Linked DNA regions of Homo sapiens: region 1 is linked to region 2. Evidence: read pairs that join two places in POLR2A ChIA-PET (ENCODE). Cell type or tissue: PC-3. All regions are shown on one strand.

Evidence for each region. Peaks named below come from ENCODE experiments on the same cell type or tissue, not always from the same donor. Only the 100,000 strongest peaks of a DNase experiment are listed, where the experiment ranks them.
Region 1: POLR2A ChIA-PET joins it to region 2 with 18 read pairs; 5 of 35 experiments call an interaction of 5 or more read pairs at or near these places.

Annotation. Positions count from the first base shown.
Region 1 is chr16:69,218,993-69,226,992 of GRCh38, forward strand. All of the region lies in intron 1 of SNTB2 (syntrophin beta 2), which reads left to right. Among named protein-coding and RNA genes, the nearest start is that of SNTB2, 36 kb to the left of the region's middle. In PC-3, no CTCF peak of the experiment used is centred here; a DNase peak (open chromatin) is centred at 3,359; H3K27ac peaks cover 693 bases.
Region 2 is chr16:69,141,302-69,149,301 of GRCh38, forward strand. It overlaps UTP4 (UTP4 small subunit processome component), which reads left to right. Exons shown (of 17, transcript NM_032830.3): 6 at 1,877-2,088. Among named protein-coding and RNA genes, the nearest start is that of UTP4, 13 kb to the left of the region's middle. In PC-3, a CTCF peak has its summit at 2,056; no DNase peak of the experiment used is centred here.

The sequences.
Region 1 (8,000 bases), 78 kb after region 2:
TCTTGTTGGCCATAACTAGTGGAATGGTTACCAGTAACTGCAAGGGGCATTGGAGAAGTGAGTATTTAACTTTATGGTGAAGATAGATAGGAGAGAGAGGAGGATTGGGAGTGGGTATTGGATTAGCCATCCAAGTGTCTAATACATACTTGTTAAGTTTGCAGTACCTGTAAGACATCAGGTCTGGTTCAGGAACTTTTCATTGTTTAGCCATAAATACCATATTATGAACCATGGAACTACAGTTGATTGATATTAGGAAAGATTAAATAACCTAAGGAAAATTAGATCAGGACCATCAAGGGCCATCATGGAAGAGCTGGGGAATAGGGAGATGTTAATTTAATGGCTGGATCACTGGAGATGTCAACTCAAAGAACATTCTAATATATCTCTGGAATATGAGGCAGTCCCTCCAAAGGCAGAACAAATAGTATTGCAGAATGTGATGATTTATGTTTAGCTGAGAATCTTAAGTGCATGTAATGGCAGTTAATAGTCATTACTACACATATGATTAGAATACAAGCCTAGAGACTAAATAATTTGCTCAAGTCCATGCTATGAGTCAGTAATAGTGCAAGAGGGGGAAAGAAAATAACTCAGTTCTCTGAGGCAGTGAATATGATTCTAGTATATTTAAAAAGTCCGTCTCATTTGGTTGTAAATTTCTTCAATTATTTAATAGTTTGTACGCAATAGTCATAGAAACCAGATTTTATTTTATTTTGTTTTGTTTTGTTTTGTTTTGTTTTGTTTTGTTTTGTTTTGTTTTTGGAGATGGAGTCTCACTGTGTTACCAAGCTGGAGTGCAGTGGCGCGATCTTGGCTCACTGCAACCTCCGACTCCCTGGTTTAAGCAATTCTCCTGCCTCAGCCTCTCGAGTAACTGGGATTATAGGCACGTGCCACCACGCCCAGCTAATTTTTGTATTTTTGGTAGAAACGGGGGTTTCACCATGTTGGCCAGGATGGTCTTGATCTCCTGACCTCATGATCTGCCTGCCTTGGCCTCCCAAAGTGCTGGAATTACAGGCATGAGCCACTGTGCCCAACTCCAGGTTTTGCATTTTTAAGCGAAGGTACCCATAACTTACTTAAGCCTCTTGATGGTTTTATGTAAGTATTTAGAAAATGTATGTTCCAATGCAAGAAAGTCAGATTTTTTTTTTTTTTTTTTTTTTTTTTGAGACAGAGTCTTACTCGTTGCCCAGGCTGGAGTGCAGTGGCATGATCTCGGCTCACTGCAAGCTCCATCTCCCAGATTCACGCCATTCTCCTGCCTCAGCCTCCCGAGTAGCTGGGACTACAGGCGCCCGCCACCACACCCGGCTAATTTTTTGTATTTTTAGTAGAGACGGGGTTTCATCATGTTAGCCAGGATGGTCTCGATCTCCTGACCTCTGATCCTCCCGCCTCAGCCTCCCAAAGTGCTGGGATTACAGGCGTGAGCCACTGCGCCTGGCCAAGAAAGTCAGATTTATTGAGATATAATTTACATACAGTAACATCCACTCTTTAGGCGTACAGTTCCATGTTTTGTTTTTTTTTTTGAGACAGGGTCTTACTCTGTCACCCAAGCTGGAGTGCGGTGGCACAATCATAGGTCATTGCAGCCTTGAACTCCTGGGCTCAAGCAATCCTTCTGCCTCAGCCTTCCTAGTAGCTGGGACTAAAGATGCATGCCACCACATGCTTGGCTAATTAAAAAAAATTTTTTTTAGAGACAAGGTCTCCCTATATTGCCCAGGCTAGTCTCAAACTCTTGGCCTCAAGCGATCCACTTGCCTCAGCCTTCCAAAGCCCTAGGATTACAGGAATAAACCACTGTGCCTGGCCCAGTTCTATGTGTTTTGATGGGTATATACGGTCTATAACTGTCACCACAATTAAGATACATAATATTTCTATCACCCCCAAAAGTTCCCCTGTTCCTCACTTGTAGTTAGTCCTTTTCTCCAACAAGAGCCAGTCTCTAGCAACCACTACTTTGTTTTCTGCCTTTATTGTTTTGCCTTTTCCAGATTGTCATATATGTGGACTCACACAGTATGTAGCCTTTTGATTCTGGTAAGAAAGTCAGATTTGAAGAACGTTTACAAATACAATATAGTAACGCTTATTGTGGCCATTTCATGTTTTAAAAAAAATGAATACAAAGGTTTAAAACATTCAAAACTAAAAGTAAACTTTGTAGTAACAAATACTGATAGTTCACACTTACATACTCCATTGCATTTAGTGTTTACATGTCCCACTTCCTTCTAAACCTAAATTCCTGAACACCTAACACATTGCTTCTACAATGTAATAAATGCTTGATACATGATTTTCTAGTGATGGATGATGTGTTTCTTTTGAAAAATTCTCTGAAATTTTTATCTCATTCCTGAGTTTTATAGGTACTGTTTTCTCTGTTTTACTTATAAGAAACTAATAGAATGTCTGGAAATTTTCTACCAAAAATCTTGAAACTTCTGTATAAGAAATTCATTATGTCAGACAGGGCGTGGTGGCTTACACCTGTAATTCCAGCAGTTTGGGAGGCTGACGTGGGCAGATCACTTGAAGTCAGGAGTTTGAGACCAACTTGATCAACATGGCAAAACCCCCTCTCTCCTAAAAATACAAAAATTAGCCAAGCATGGTGGCGCACGCCTGTAATCCCAGCTCCTCGGGAGGCTGAGACACGAGAATTGCTTGAACCAATGAGGTGGTGGTTGCAGTGAGCCCAGATAATGCCACTGTACTCCAGCCTGGATGACAGAATAAGACTCTCTCTCAAAAAAAGGAAATTTGTTATGTCAGTGTAGAACAATTCTCTTTGCAAATAAGTGGTGTATCAAGGGCTTGAATTCAGATCTTGGTTAATACCTATAATACCTGTCTCTATTAGAAGACTCATGGAACTCAGGTATGAGCTGATAGATACAAAGCAAAGCAAAACAAAACCTACTGAAGCCTCTGGTTGCAAAATAGCACAAAGCTTGAGTCTTTGTTGACACTGCATACTTGACATTTAAACTCAAATGTTTAGGTATTATTTGCCATGAACAACATTGTTTTAAAACTTCCAAAAGATCTTTTCCTAGATAGTCCAGAAAAGCAAACTGGTTTTTAAATCACAATTATTTATGGCATCGTTTTAAATTAATTATCTCATACCGCAAGTTCCTTGCAATAGTTATTTTCTATTATTTCTGCTTTTCCTTGACGTACAACATAAAAAATATCAACTGTAAATTTTTTAATATTTGTCTTTTAAATGATAAGTATAGCTTTTACAAAGCACAATCAAGTAATATTTAAAAGGCTACCAGCCTGGTGCGGTGACTCATGCCTGGAATTCCATCACTTAGGGAGGCCAAGGTGGGTAGATCATCTGAGGTCAGGCATTCGACATCAGCCTGGCCAACATGGTGAAACCCCGTCTCTACTAAAAATACAAAAATTGGTTGGGCGTGGTGGTGTGTGCCTGTAATCCCAGCTACTTGGGAAGCAGAGGTAGGAGAATCACTTGAACCTGGGAGGTGGAGGTTGCAGTAAGCTGAGATCATGCCACTGCACTCCAGCCCAGGCCACAGAGTGAGACTTCATCTCAAAAAAAAAAAAAAAAGATTTTATAAGATGTGTTAAAAAGCAAGATAAAAATTCTATGTATGATTATAGCTATTAAAATGCCTAGACACAAAATACATAGACAAAAAGACTAGAAGGAAAGATACGTTTTATTAGTAATAAAGATGACTATTTTATCTCTTTTCCAGATTTTCTGTGATTTGTTATTTTCTTTTCTTTTTTTCTGAGATGGGAGTTTTTGCTCTTGTTGCCCAGGCTGGAGTGCAGTGGTGCGAACTTGGCTCACTGCAACCTCTGCCTCCCAGGTTCAAGCAATTCTCCTGCCTCAGCCTCCCGAGTAGCTGGGATTACTGGCACATGCCACCATGCCCAGCTAATTTTTTTTTATTTTTAGTAGAGATGAGGTTTCACCACAGTGGCCAGGCTGGTCTCAAACTCCTAACCTCAGGTGATCCACCTGCCTCGGCCTCCTGAAGTACTTGTGAGCCACTGCGCCCAGCCGTTTTGTTCTTATTACTTACAATTCTTTTGCTTTTAGACTTAAAAGTTATAGAAATAATACAGAGTTTCCAGTTTCCCCGAATGTTAACATCTTGCATAACCATTATCAAAACTAAGAATTTTTTTTTTTTTTTTTTGATACAGAGTTTTGCTCTTGTTGCCCAGGCTGGAGTGCAGTCGTGTGATCTTGGCTCACTGCAACCTCTGCCTCCTGGGTTCAAGCGATTCTCCTGCCTCAGCCTCCCAAGTAGCTGAGATTACAGGCGCCCCAGCCACCACGCCTGGCTAATTTTTGTATTTTTAGTGGAGTCAAGGTTTCGCCATGTTGGCCAGGCTGGTTTCCAATTCCTGACTTCAGGTAATGCACCTACCTCAGCCTCTCAAAGCGCTGGGATTTCAGGCATGAGCCACCACACCCAGCCAACATTAGTATGATATTATTAAACTACAGTCTCTTTATGGTTTTCACCCATTTTTCCAGTAATGTCCTTTTTCTGTTCCAGGATCCCACATTACACTTCGTTGTCATGTTTCCTTTGTTTCCTCCAATCTGTGACAGTTTTGTTTTTTTTTTGAGACGGAGTCTCGCTCTGTCATCCAGGCTGGAGTGCAGTGGCCCAATCTCGGCTCACTGCAAGCTCCGCCTTCTGGATTCATGCCATTCTCCTGCCTCAGCCTCCCAAGTAGCTGGGACTACAGGTGCCCGCCACCATGCCCGACTAGTTTTTTGTATTTTGTTTGTAGAGACGGGGTTTCACTGTGTTAGCCAGGATGGTCTTGATCTCCTGACCTCGTGATCCACCCGCCTCAGCCTCCCGAAGTGTTGGGATTACAGGCGTGAGCCACCACACCCGGCCGACAGTTCTTCAGTCTTGTCTTTTCTTTTATGACCTTGACACTTTAGAAGAATACTGGTCAGTGGTTTTGTAGAATGTCCCTCAATTGGGTTTGTCTTATTTCATCATGAATATATGGAGGTTACTCATTCTTGGGAAGGAAACCAGAGAAGTGATGTATCATTCTCAGTGTATCATATTGGGCAGGGGTGGGATATGACTTCAATATTTCTTAATCTAGTCATATAAACCTTGATTACTGTCATGTTTCTCCACATAAAGTTACTATTTTTCCTTTGCAATTTTTTTTTTTTTTTTTTTGAGACGGAGTCTTGCCCTGTTGCCCAGGCTGGAGTGCAGTGGTGCGATCTTGGCTCACTGCAACCTCTGCCTCCCAGGTTCAAGCGATTCTCCTGCCTCAGCCTCCCTAGTAGCTGGAATTACAGGCTCGCGCCACCACGCCCGGCTGATTTTTTGTATCGTTAGTAGAGACGGGGTTTCACCATGTTGGCCAGGCTGGTCTCGAACTCCTGACCTCATGATCCGCTTGCCTTGGCCTCCCAAAGTACTGGGATTACAGGCGTGAGCCACTGTTTCCTTTGTAATTAATAAGTATCTTGGAAAATATGGTGAGATTATGCAAACACACAGTTATTCTTTAAACTTTTGCCCAGTAATTTTAGCATAAATCATTGGATCTTGCCTGCAACAATGATTACTATAGTGTTTTAATGATGATTTTCTATTTATCTCATGCCTACTACACTTACTAATGAGAATTCTTCTGTAAGAAAGAGCTGGCCCTTCTCCTCCATTTATGTATTTATTACATTATTTATATTATTGTGGACTCTTGGATATTTATTTTATTCTGTGGGTTATAATCCTGTATTACTGTTACTTATTTTGATGCTCAAATTGTTCCAGCTTTTGTTTTTATTACTTTTTCATTAAGAAAATTAATAAAACAAATTATCAGCAGATAAAGTTACAGTATGTGGGTTGACCAGTGTCACACAATATTACTTAACATGCAGTAGTTGATTGCTATTAACTCTGACGGTTCTGAGTTTACTACAGTGGAATTCATTAGTATGTGTTATGTAAGAATGAAGAGGGAAAGAACACGAAGACATCTTTGTCTTTTCTCTTTCCCTGAACTCAGTTAATTCTGCCTATTTGGTCTGAAAAGCTCTAATAACAATGAAGGCCTGGCAGTAACTTACAGGATTTCTTTTATACAAAAAAGAGAAAAGAAAATTACCAAGTATTTAAAGACATGGAAACTTGGAGGACTTTCTTGTTCCTAAGTGGTGACTCTAACTGGATGTTCAGGATGGAGTGGTTGCTGACCCTTTGAACACAGCTATTGTGCTGGGTTAATATTGTATTTCCGTCTATAGTTTATCATTCAGGGTGCTGATCTAAAACAAAGCATCCGGTTTATCCAGCTAGTCCAGAACATATCCACTTAGCAACAAAAATACGGATAACGATTTCCTTGCGCTTGAATTGCTATGGTTTTTTTGTTGTTGTCTAGTGGAAATTTCGTTGTCTCGTGGAAGTTTTGTTGTCTAGTGGAAAAACATTAGTAAGTATTTTTATATTTTTCAGTGATTTTATTTTATTTGCTGCTGTTACATCCAATTATGTGTAACATTGTATTTACACCTCTATAGCATGTATCATGTTTTGCCTTATTATAATTTCTACTTTATTAGTTGGCCTATTTTAGGGGACACATGTCTTCCTTTTATTCCTCAAGTAAATAACTTGAGGACAAGATTTGTGTGTCAAACATTTTAAAGATCCACGTGCTTTGCACATAGGAGAGAGTTGTTGAAAAGGGGGGAACATTGTAGCTCTTTTTGGTTTTGGAGACGGAGTCTCACTCTGTCACCCAGGCTGGAGTGCAGTGATGTGATCTCGGCTCAGTGCAGCCTCCGCCTCCTGGGTTCAAGTGATTCTCCTACCTCGGCCTCCTGAGTAGCTGGGATTACAGGCGCCCGTCTCCACACCTGGCTAATTTTTGTAGTTTTAGTAGACATGGGGTTTCACCATGTTGGCTAGGCTGGTCTCAAACTACTGATCTCAAGTGATCTGCCCGCCTCGGCCTCCCAAAGTGCTAGGATTAAAGGCATGAGATGCCCAGTTCTTCTGTTTTTTGTTTTTTGATTTTTCGAGAAGGAGTCTCACTCTGTTGCCCAGGCTGGAGTGCTATGGCGTGATCTCGGCTCACTGCAACCTCTGCTTCCTGGGTTAAAGCAATTCTCCCGCCTCAGCCTCCCAAGTAGCTGGGAATACAGGCACCCGCCATCATGACCAGCTAATTTTTGTATTTTTGTAGAGACAGGGTTTCACTATGTTGGCCAGACTGGTCTTGAACTCCTGACCTTAGGTGATCTGTCTGCCTCGGCCTCCCCAAGTGCTGGGATTACAGGCGTGAGCCACCATGCCCACCCTATGATTCTTAAGAGTAAAAAAAAAAAAAAAACTTTGTTTCCTATCATATGTGCTAGCAATAGATAAAACCCTATATGTTGGGTTCCTGAGGCAAGGACTGACTTTCTAATAAGAATATTTTAATCCATTATTGGCTCCTTATGATAGATAAGACTTCATTTATCTTTCTTGCTTTTCTCTGAGACAAGGTCTCCCACTGTCACACTGGAGTGCGGTGGTGGGATTGTGGCTCACTGCAGCCTCAACCTCTCAAGCTCAAGCAGTCCTCCCACGTCAGTGTCCTGAGTTGCTGGGACTACAAGCATATGCCACCACATCAGGCTAATTTTTAAATTGTTTTGTAAAGACGGGGTCTCGCTATGTTGCCCAAGCTGGTCTTGAACTTGTGGGCTCAAGCAATCCTTCTGCCTTGGCCTCACAAAATGCTGGGATTACAGGTGTGAGCCATGGTGCATGGCCCTAAGGTTATGTTTTTATGTTACTGCAGGAGCAAACTGCTCATTCAGAAGCCATTTGTTTAAGCTTATAATTGTTTACTAAGGAGAATTTTGCTTTTATGGCAGGTTTGTTTTAATAAGAAATTTAGCTGAATTAACCCCTCAGCAGATAAGATTATACATA
Region 2 (8,000 bases):
TTCACTTTCTTGGTTTACCCTTTGGTGGATCCTGAGTAAGAGTGCATGAGAAAGAATTCTAGGTTGGAAATTCTTTTCCCTTAGAATTCTGAAGCCCTGGCTCCGCTGTCTTCCAGCTCCTCGTATTATTAGCAAGTAAGCTGCCATTCTGAGAGTTATCCCTTTGTGTAGGACCTGTTTTATTTTTTTTTCCCCCAGGAGCTTTTAGGATGTTTTATCCTTACTGTTATGAAATGTAATAATTAGGTTTCTTGGTATGTGGATCAATTAATTGTTCTGGACACCTGGTAGGTTCTTCTAATCCAATACCCACGTCCTTCAGTTCTGGGGGGAAATTCTTTTACTCTTATTTTTCATTTCTTTGTCTTTTTACTATGCTTTCTGGGAGAGTTTGTCTTTTTTATCTTTGAATCCTCTATTGAGTTTTTCATTTTTGACATTTCCAGAGTTCTTTTTTTTCGTGAATCTTCTTTTTTACAGCATTCTCTTTATGTTTCATTATACAGAAACTCTTCTCTTTCTTTTTTTATTTTATTTTATTTTATTATTATTATACTTTAAGTTTTAGGGTACATGTGCACAATGTGCAGGTTAGTTACATATGTATACATGTGCCATGCTGGTGTGCTGCACCCATTAACTCGTCATTTAGCGTTAGGTATATCTCCTAATGCTATCCCTCCCCCCTCCCCTCACCCCGAAACTCTTCTCTAAGGCTATTAATAATTGTCAAGTGTTTTTCACTCTGCCTGTTTCTTCCCTGTTATTCATTTATTTGTTTCTGTTAGTCCGTTTGGCCTCTGCCTTTCATGTTAAAGGCTTTCCTCATGTCTGGTGATCATCTCATCACTGCATCATGTGGCTTACTGAGCTTGGGTTTCACTGAAGAATGATCTGGCTGGACTGCTTATTTGGGGTAGCCCTGAAGCCAGAATCTTCAGATCTTTTCTTTTGTGTCAGTTATGTTCCTCAGAAATGGTTTTTCATTCTCCTGCCTGGTGAGTATTGGCCTGGCTATCAGCATTCTAAGGGGAAAAAAAAGAATGGTGTTCTCAACATTCAGTGAGAAATGTTCACTTAATCCTGGTTTTCATATACTGCTTCTGCCTGATAGCCCTCCTCAGACAACGTCTCCAGTATTCTGCTGACGTGCATTTTGGGAGCTTCCCACCTTCTTAGTCAGGGCATGGCTATCTGAGGGGTCTACCAGCTGTTAACGGATCCCTCTTTGAAGCCCCACTTACTCCTTTTCTAGAATATCTGGGGTCCCCAATTCCTGAGTCCAAGGATTCCATAGTATAAATCAGGTGGCTTCTTGGCTTTCCTCTCTGCCGACCTGGGACTTAGTTTCAGGGCTCTGCTAAGTCAGTGCCACTACTTGTCTGCTTTCCAGTTCCCCAAATTTTGTCACTGATCTCTCCCTTTCCTGTGGGATTTTGGAAAAGAGCAGAGTGTAATGTGTGTGTGCAGTTGACCAGCTTTAAGTGAATGTCCCAAATGTCTCTTTCCATTTCACCCCACCAAAGGGGTTTCTGTTCTCATTCTCTTCCCTCCCTTCCTCCCTCCCTTGCACCTTCTATCCCTTTCCTGTTAGGCTCTCCCAACACCCCTTCTCTTCAGGTAACCATTTTGGAGTTCCGAGATCAGGTTCACCAGAACTACCATTTATAGGCTGACTGTTCAGTCAGCTCACCTACCATATCATGCTTACCGCAGGCGGGTTTGTTATGTTGTTTCGTAGAGATGAGGTCTCACTTCGTTGCCTAGGCTGGCCTTAAACTCCAGGGCTCAAGCAGTCCTTCCACTTTGGCCGCAGGCAGATTTTGAAGACAGAGAAATAAGTACCATTTGAAGGTGTGCTTTTCTGATTTTTCAGGCAGCGCTGTTCATAAGATGATTGTGGACAGGCAGTATATGGGCGTGTCTAAGCGGAAGTGCATCGTGTGGGGTGTCGCCTTCTTGTCCGATGGCACTATCATAAGTGTGGACTCTGCTGGGAAGGTGCAGTTCTGGGACTCAGCCACTGGGACGCTTGTGAAGAGCCATCTCATCGCTAATGCTGACGTGCAGTCCATTGCTGTAGCTGACGTGAGTACAGTCCCTGTTTAGAGTGGTTGATGTACACCCTTGTGGGGTGAGTTGAGAAAGCAGCCTTAGTGACGTGCCATGAACACTGGTTCCTGATCCTGATGTTGTACTGGAGGAAGATGAGTTTAGGAAAATGCATCTGAAAACCCACATTGTTTCCATAGTACCTAACAATTGGTTAGAGAATACAGGATACTCCAAGAGATTAGTTAGCAGGGAGATTTTCTTTAGACACTGCTCACTTCCAGTTCGTCTTGTTTGATTGTAGATAGGGCACAGCAGCCTAGAAGAATCTGGAGAAGCGCTATGTTTATACCTTTGTATTTATGCATTTATTTTTAATTTAATTAAAAAAATAGAGATGGGGTCTCCCTATATTACCCAAGGTGGTCTTAAATTCCTGGGCTGGGGGATCCTCCCATCTCAGCCTCCCAAAGTGCTGGGATTATAGGCAGGAACCACGGCACCTGGCCAAAATGTCTTATTTAGTAGTAGTTCTTTTTTTTTCTTTTTTTGAGATGGAGTTTCATTCTTGTCGCCCAGGCTGGAGTGCAATGGCGCGATCTAGGCTCATTGCAACCTCTGCCTCCCAGGTTCAAGCGATTCTTCTGCCTCAGCCTCCCCAGTAGCTCGGATTACAGGCCCCTGTCACCACACCCAGCTAATTTTTATATTTTTAGTAGAGATGGGGTTTCACCATGTTGGGCAGGCTAGTCTCGAACTCCTGACCTCAGGTGATCCACCCACCTCGGCCTCCCAAAGTGCTGGGATTACAGGTGTGAGCCACTGTGCCTGGCCTATTTTCTCTCTCTTTTTTTTTTTATTTTTTTGAGACGGAGTCTAGCTCTGTCACCCAGGCTGGAGTGCAGTGGCACAATCTTGGCTCACTGCAACCTCTGCCTCCAGGGAGCAATTTCTCCTGCCTCAGCCTCCGAAGTAGGTGAGATTACAGGCGCCCGCCTCTGTGCCCAGCTAATTTTTATATGTTTAGGCTTTCACCATGATGGCCAGGGTGGTCTGACTCCTGACCTCAAGTGATCTGCCTGCCTCGGCCTCCCAAAGTGCTGAGATTGCAGGCGTGAGCCACCACACCCAGCCTATTATTTTCTATGACGTAAATATTGTAGAGGAATGGTAACGTGAATTCTCATTCAGAAACCTTTGAGTATTTTAGCAGTGAGACATGGAAAGTGACTTTATTTGTTGACCAGCTCCTTTATTCTTTATCTCCTTAGTTTGAGAATGATGTGCTATCCCACATGCCGACATCCATATTCTAGTGTAGTGTTCCTATTCCATATCACAGGTTTTTTTAGAACAGTTTGATGTATGTTAAGGCCCTGAAAAACATAGATGTCACACGTAAGTGATAATAGTGGTATAAGTTGAAATGAGTGGGATAAATTCCCCTTTAAAAATAGAGTTTTAATCCACAGCAGTTGTAATTATTATACTTAAGAGTTAATTATTGGCCGGGCATGGTGACTCACGCCTGTAGTCCCAGCACTTTGGGAGGCCAAGGCGGACGGATCACCTGAGGTCAGGAGTTCAAGACGAGCCTGGTCAACATGGTGAAACCCTGTCTCTACTAAAAATGCAAAAATTAGCTGGGCGTGGTGGTGGGCGCCTATAATCCCATCTACTTGGGAGACTGAGGCAGGAGAATCACTTGAACCCGGGAGTCGGAGGTTGCAGTGAGCCGAGATCATGCCATTGCCCTCCAGCCTGGGCGACAAAAGCAGGACTCCATCTCAAATAACAATAATAATAATAATAATAATGATTTCACCTAAGAGAAAGAGAATACAGAGTAAAGGAGAAGTCCTTGTCTTCCAAATCTCTCTCTGGATGGGACTTTGAGAAAACTACCCTTTTTAAAAAATTTTTTTGAGACAGTCTCTCACTCTGTCTCCCAGGCTGGAGTGCAGTGGTGCAGTCTCGGCTCACTACAACCTCTGTCTCCTGGGTTCAAGCGATTCTCCTGACTCAGCCTCCCAAGTAGCTAGGATTACAGGTGCATGCCACCATGCCAGGCTAATTTTTGTAATTGTAGTAGAGACTGGGTTTTACCATGGCTGGTTTTGAACTCCTGACCTCAGGTGATCCACCAGCCTCGGCCTCCCAAAGTGCTGAAAATACAGGCATGAGCCACCGCCCCTGGCTTTTTCTTTTTCTTTTTCTTTTTTTTTTTGTAAATTAAGTAAACTGTGTCGTTGGAGGTGGGGGAGTGTTTGAGTTCCTAAGCTGCTGGGTATGTCCACTTTTGTCTTAGGCTAATGGTTTTTAAGTAGTGTCTTTAGAGAAGAGGGAGAGGCTCCTCAGGGCCACCTTATGTGCTGTCCTTGGAAAATGCTTTCCTTTCTGGTACACAGTCATGACCCTGCAAGAGAGTTGGCATAAGGTTAAGGCAGTGTGGTGTTCCCAGAGCACAGGCTTTGGAGCCAGATGGCCGTGTTTGTCATGGCTTTAAACCCTTTGGAGCTCTGGTTTCCTTATCTGTGAAAAAGGTTACTAAATGATGATTAGGCAGAAAAAAGTTATAATCATGATTCATACAAGTATGAAATGGAAATAAGTCCGATTTTCTGTAATTCCTTAATGAGGGAACTGGTAAAATATTTCAAGCAGTTCAACCCGGGAGGCAGAGGTTGCAGTGAGCCGAGATTGTGCCGTTGTGCTCCAGCCTGGGCAACAGAGACTCTGTCTCAAAAAAAAAAAAAGAAAAAAAAAGATATTCCAAACTTTAGTCTTTTTACCATTAGTTTTGTAATTCTCCCCACATTATTTACTTTTAAACTATTTTAAAAGTGTACATTTCAGTGGAATAAAGTTCATTCACGTTGTTGTACAGCTATCACCACTATCCATTTTCAGAATTTTTTCATCACCACAAACAGAAACCTGTACTCATTAAACACTACCTCCTCATTCCTCCCTTCTCTCAGCCTCTGGTCACCTCTATTCTACTTTCTGTTCCTATGAATTTGCTTATAACATTTGTTATTTTGTATCTGGCTTATTTTACTTAGCATATTGTTCTCAAGGTTCATCCATCTTGCAGCATTATCAGTATTTCATTCCTTACTAAGACTGCATAATATTTGTGTGTGTGTTCTGTTTATCCATTCATCTATTAGTGGACGTTTGGGTTGTTTCCATCTTTCGGCTGTTGTAAATAATGCTGCTCTAGGCCAGGTGCGGTGGCTCACGCCTGTAATCCCAGCACTTTGGGAGACCAAGGCGGGTGGATCAGTTGAGGTCAGGAGTTCGAGACCAGCCTGGCCAGTATGATGAAACCCTGTCTCTACTAAAAATACAAAAATTAAGCCGGGCGCGGTGGCTCACGCCTGTAATCCTAGCACTTTGGGAGGCCGAGGCGGGTGGATCACGAGGTCAGGAGATCAAGACCATCCCGGCTAACATGGTGAAACCCCATCTCTACTAAAAAAAAAAAATACAAAAAATTAGCCGGGTGTGGTGGCGGGCGCCTGTAGTCCCAGCTACTCGTGAGGCTGAGGCAGGAGAATGGCGTGAACCAGAGAGGCGGAGCTTGCATTGAGTGCGATCGCGCCACTGCACTCCAGCCTGGGCGACAGAGCGAGACTCTGCCTCAAAAAAAAAAAAAAAAAAATACAAAAATTAGCCTGCATGGTGCTGCGTGCCTGTAATCCCAGCTACTTGGGAGGCTGAGGCGGGAGAATTGCTTGAACCCGGGAGATAGACGTTGCAGTGAGCTGAGATCGTGCCATTGCACTCCAGCCTGGTCAACAGAGTGCAACTCCAGCTCAAAATAATAATAATAATAATAATAATAATAATAATAATAATAATAAGCCGGGCGTGGTGACTCACGCCTGTAAACCTACCACTTTGGGAGGCCGATGCGGGTGGATTGGCTGAGCTCAGGAGTTCCAGACCAGCCTGGGCAACATGGTGAAACTCTGTCTCTACTAAAATACAAAAAAATTAGCTGGGCGTGGCGGTATGCGCCTGTAGTCCCAGCTACTCGGGAGGCTGAGGCAGGAGAATCGCTTGAACCAGGGAGGCGGAGGTTGCAGTGATCTGAGATCACCCCGCTGCACTCCAGCCTGGGTGACAGAGCAAGACTCTGTCTCCAAACAAACAAACAAACAAAAAATAATAATGCTACTCTGAACATTGAGGTACAAGTACAGGTTGAGTGTCTCTGATCTGGTTGTGCTTGGAACCAGAAGTGTTTCAGATTTTGGATTTTTTTTTGGATTTTGGAATATTTGCATATACATAATGAGATATCTTGGGGATGGGACCCCAGCCTATACAAGAAATGCATTTATGTTTCATACGTCCCTGATACACATAGCCTGACGGTAGTTTTGTACAATATTTTATTCATTTTGTGCATGAAACACAGTTTTGACTGTGATCCAGCAGATGAGGTCAGATGTGAAGTTTTCTACTTGTGGTGTCATGTTAGCACTCAAAAAGTTTCGGATTTTGGATTAGGAATCCTTTTTTTTTCTTTTTAGCTGGGACTACAGGCTCATGCCACCACGCCTGTCTAATTTTTGTTTTGTTGTTTTGTTTGTTTGTTTTGTTTTTCGAGACGGAATCTTGCTCTGTCGCCTAGGCTGGAGTGCAGTGGCGTGATCTCCGCTCACTGCAAGCTCCGCCTCCCTGGTTCACGCCCCATTCTCCTGCCTCAGCTTCCCAAGTAGCTGGGACTACAGGCGCCCGCCACCACACCCGGCTAATTTTTTGTATTTTTTTTTTCAGTAGAGATGGGTTTTCACCGTGTTAGCCAGGATGGTCTTGATCTCCTGACCTTGTGATCTGCCCGCCTCGGCCTCCCAAAGTGCTGGAATTACAGGCGTGAGCCACCGTGCCCAGCCTAATTTTTGTATTTTTAATAGAGACGGGGTTTCATTATGTTGGCCAGGCTGGTGTCTAACCCCTGACTTCAAGTGATCCGCCCGCCTCGGCTTCCCAAAGTGTTGGAATTACAGATGTGAGCCACTGCGCCCGGCCTAATTTTTGTATTTTTAATAGAGACGGGGTTTTATCATGTTGGCCAGGCTGGTCTCTAACCCCGACCTCAAGTGATCCGCCCGCCTCAGCCTCCCAAGGTGCTGTGATTACAGGCCTGAGCCACCACGCCTGGCCCTGGATTAGGAATCTTCAATCTGTATTAGTATAGCTGTTTGAGTTCCTGCCTTCAATTCTTTTGGATGTATATCTTCATTACTTTTTTTTTTTTTTTTTGAGACACGGTCTTGCTCTGTCACCCAGGTGGAGTGCAGTGGTGTAATCCTGGCTCACTGCAGCCTCTGCCTCCCAGGCTCGAGCAATCCTACCTCAGCCTCCCAAGTGGCTGGGACTACAGGCATGCACCACCAGGCTAAGTTTTTAACATTTTTTGTAGAGATGCAGTCTCACTATGTTGCCCAGGTTGGTCTCAAATTCCTGGGTTGAAGTGATTCTCCTGCCTTCCAAAGTGCGGGATTACAGATGTGAGCCATCACATCTAGCCACATTACTACTCTTGTTTGGGTTTTTTGTGTTGTGAGTTGTGTTTTTTTGTTTTGTTTTGTTTTTTCTTGTTTATTTCTTTCATTCTTTTTAAAGATGAGACTTTGGGAGGCTGAGGCGGGCGGATCACCTGAGGTCAGGAGTTTGAGACCAGCCTGGCAAACGTGGTAAAACCCTGTCTATACTGAAAAATAAATACAAGCCTGGGCACGGTGACTCACACCTGTAATCCCAGCACTTTGGGAGGCCGAGGAGGGTATATCCCCTAGGTCAGGAGTTTGAGACCAGCCTGGACAACATGGTGAAACCCCATCTCTACTAATAATACAAAAATTAACCAGGCATGGTGGCGCACGCCTGTAATCCCAGCTACTCAGGAGGCTGAGGCAGAAGAATGGCTTGAA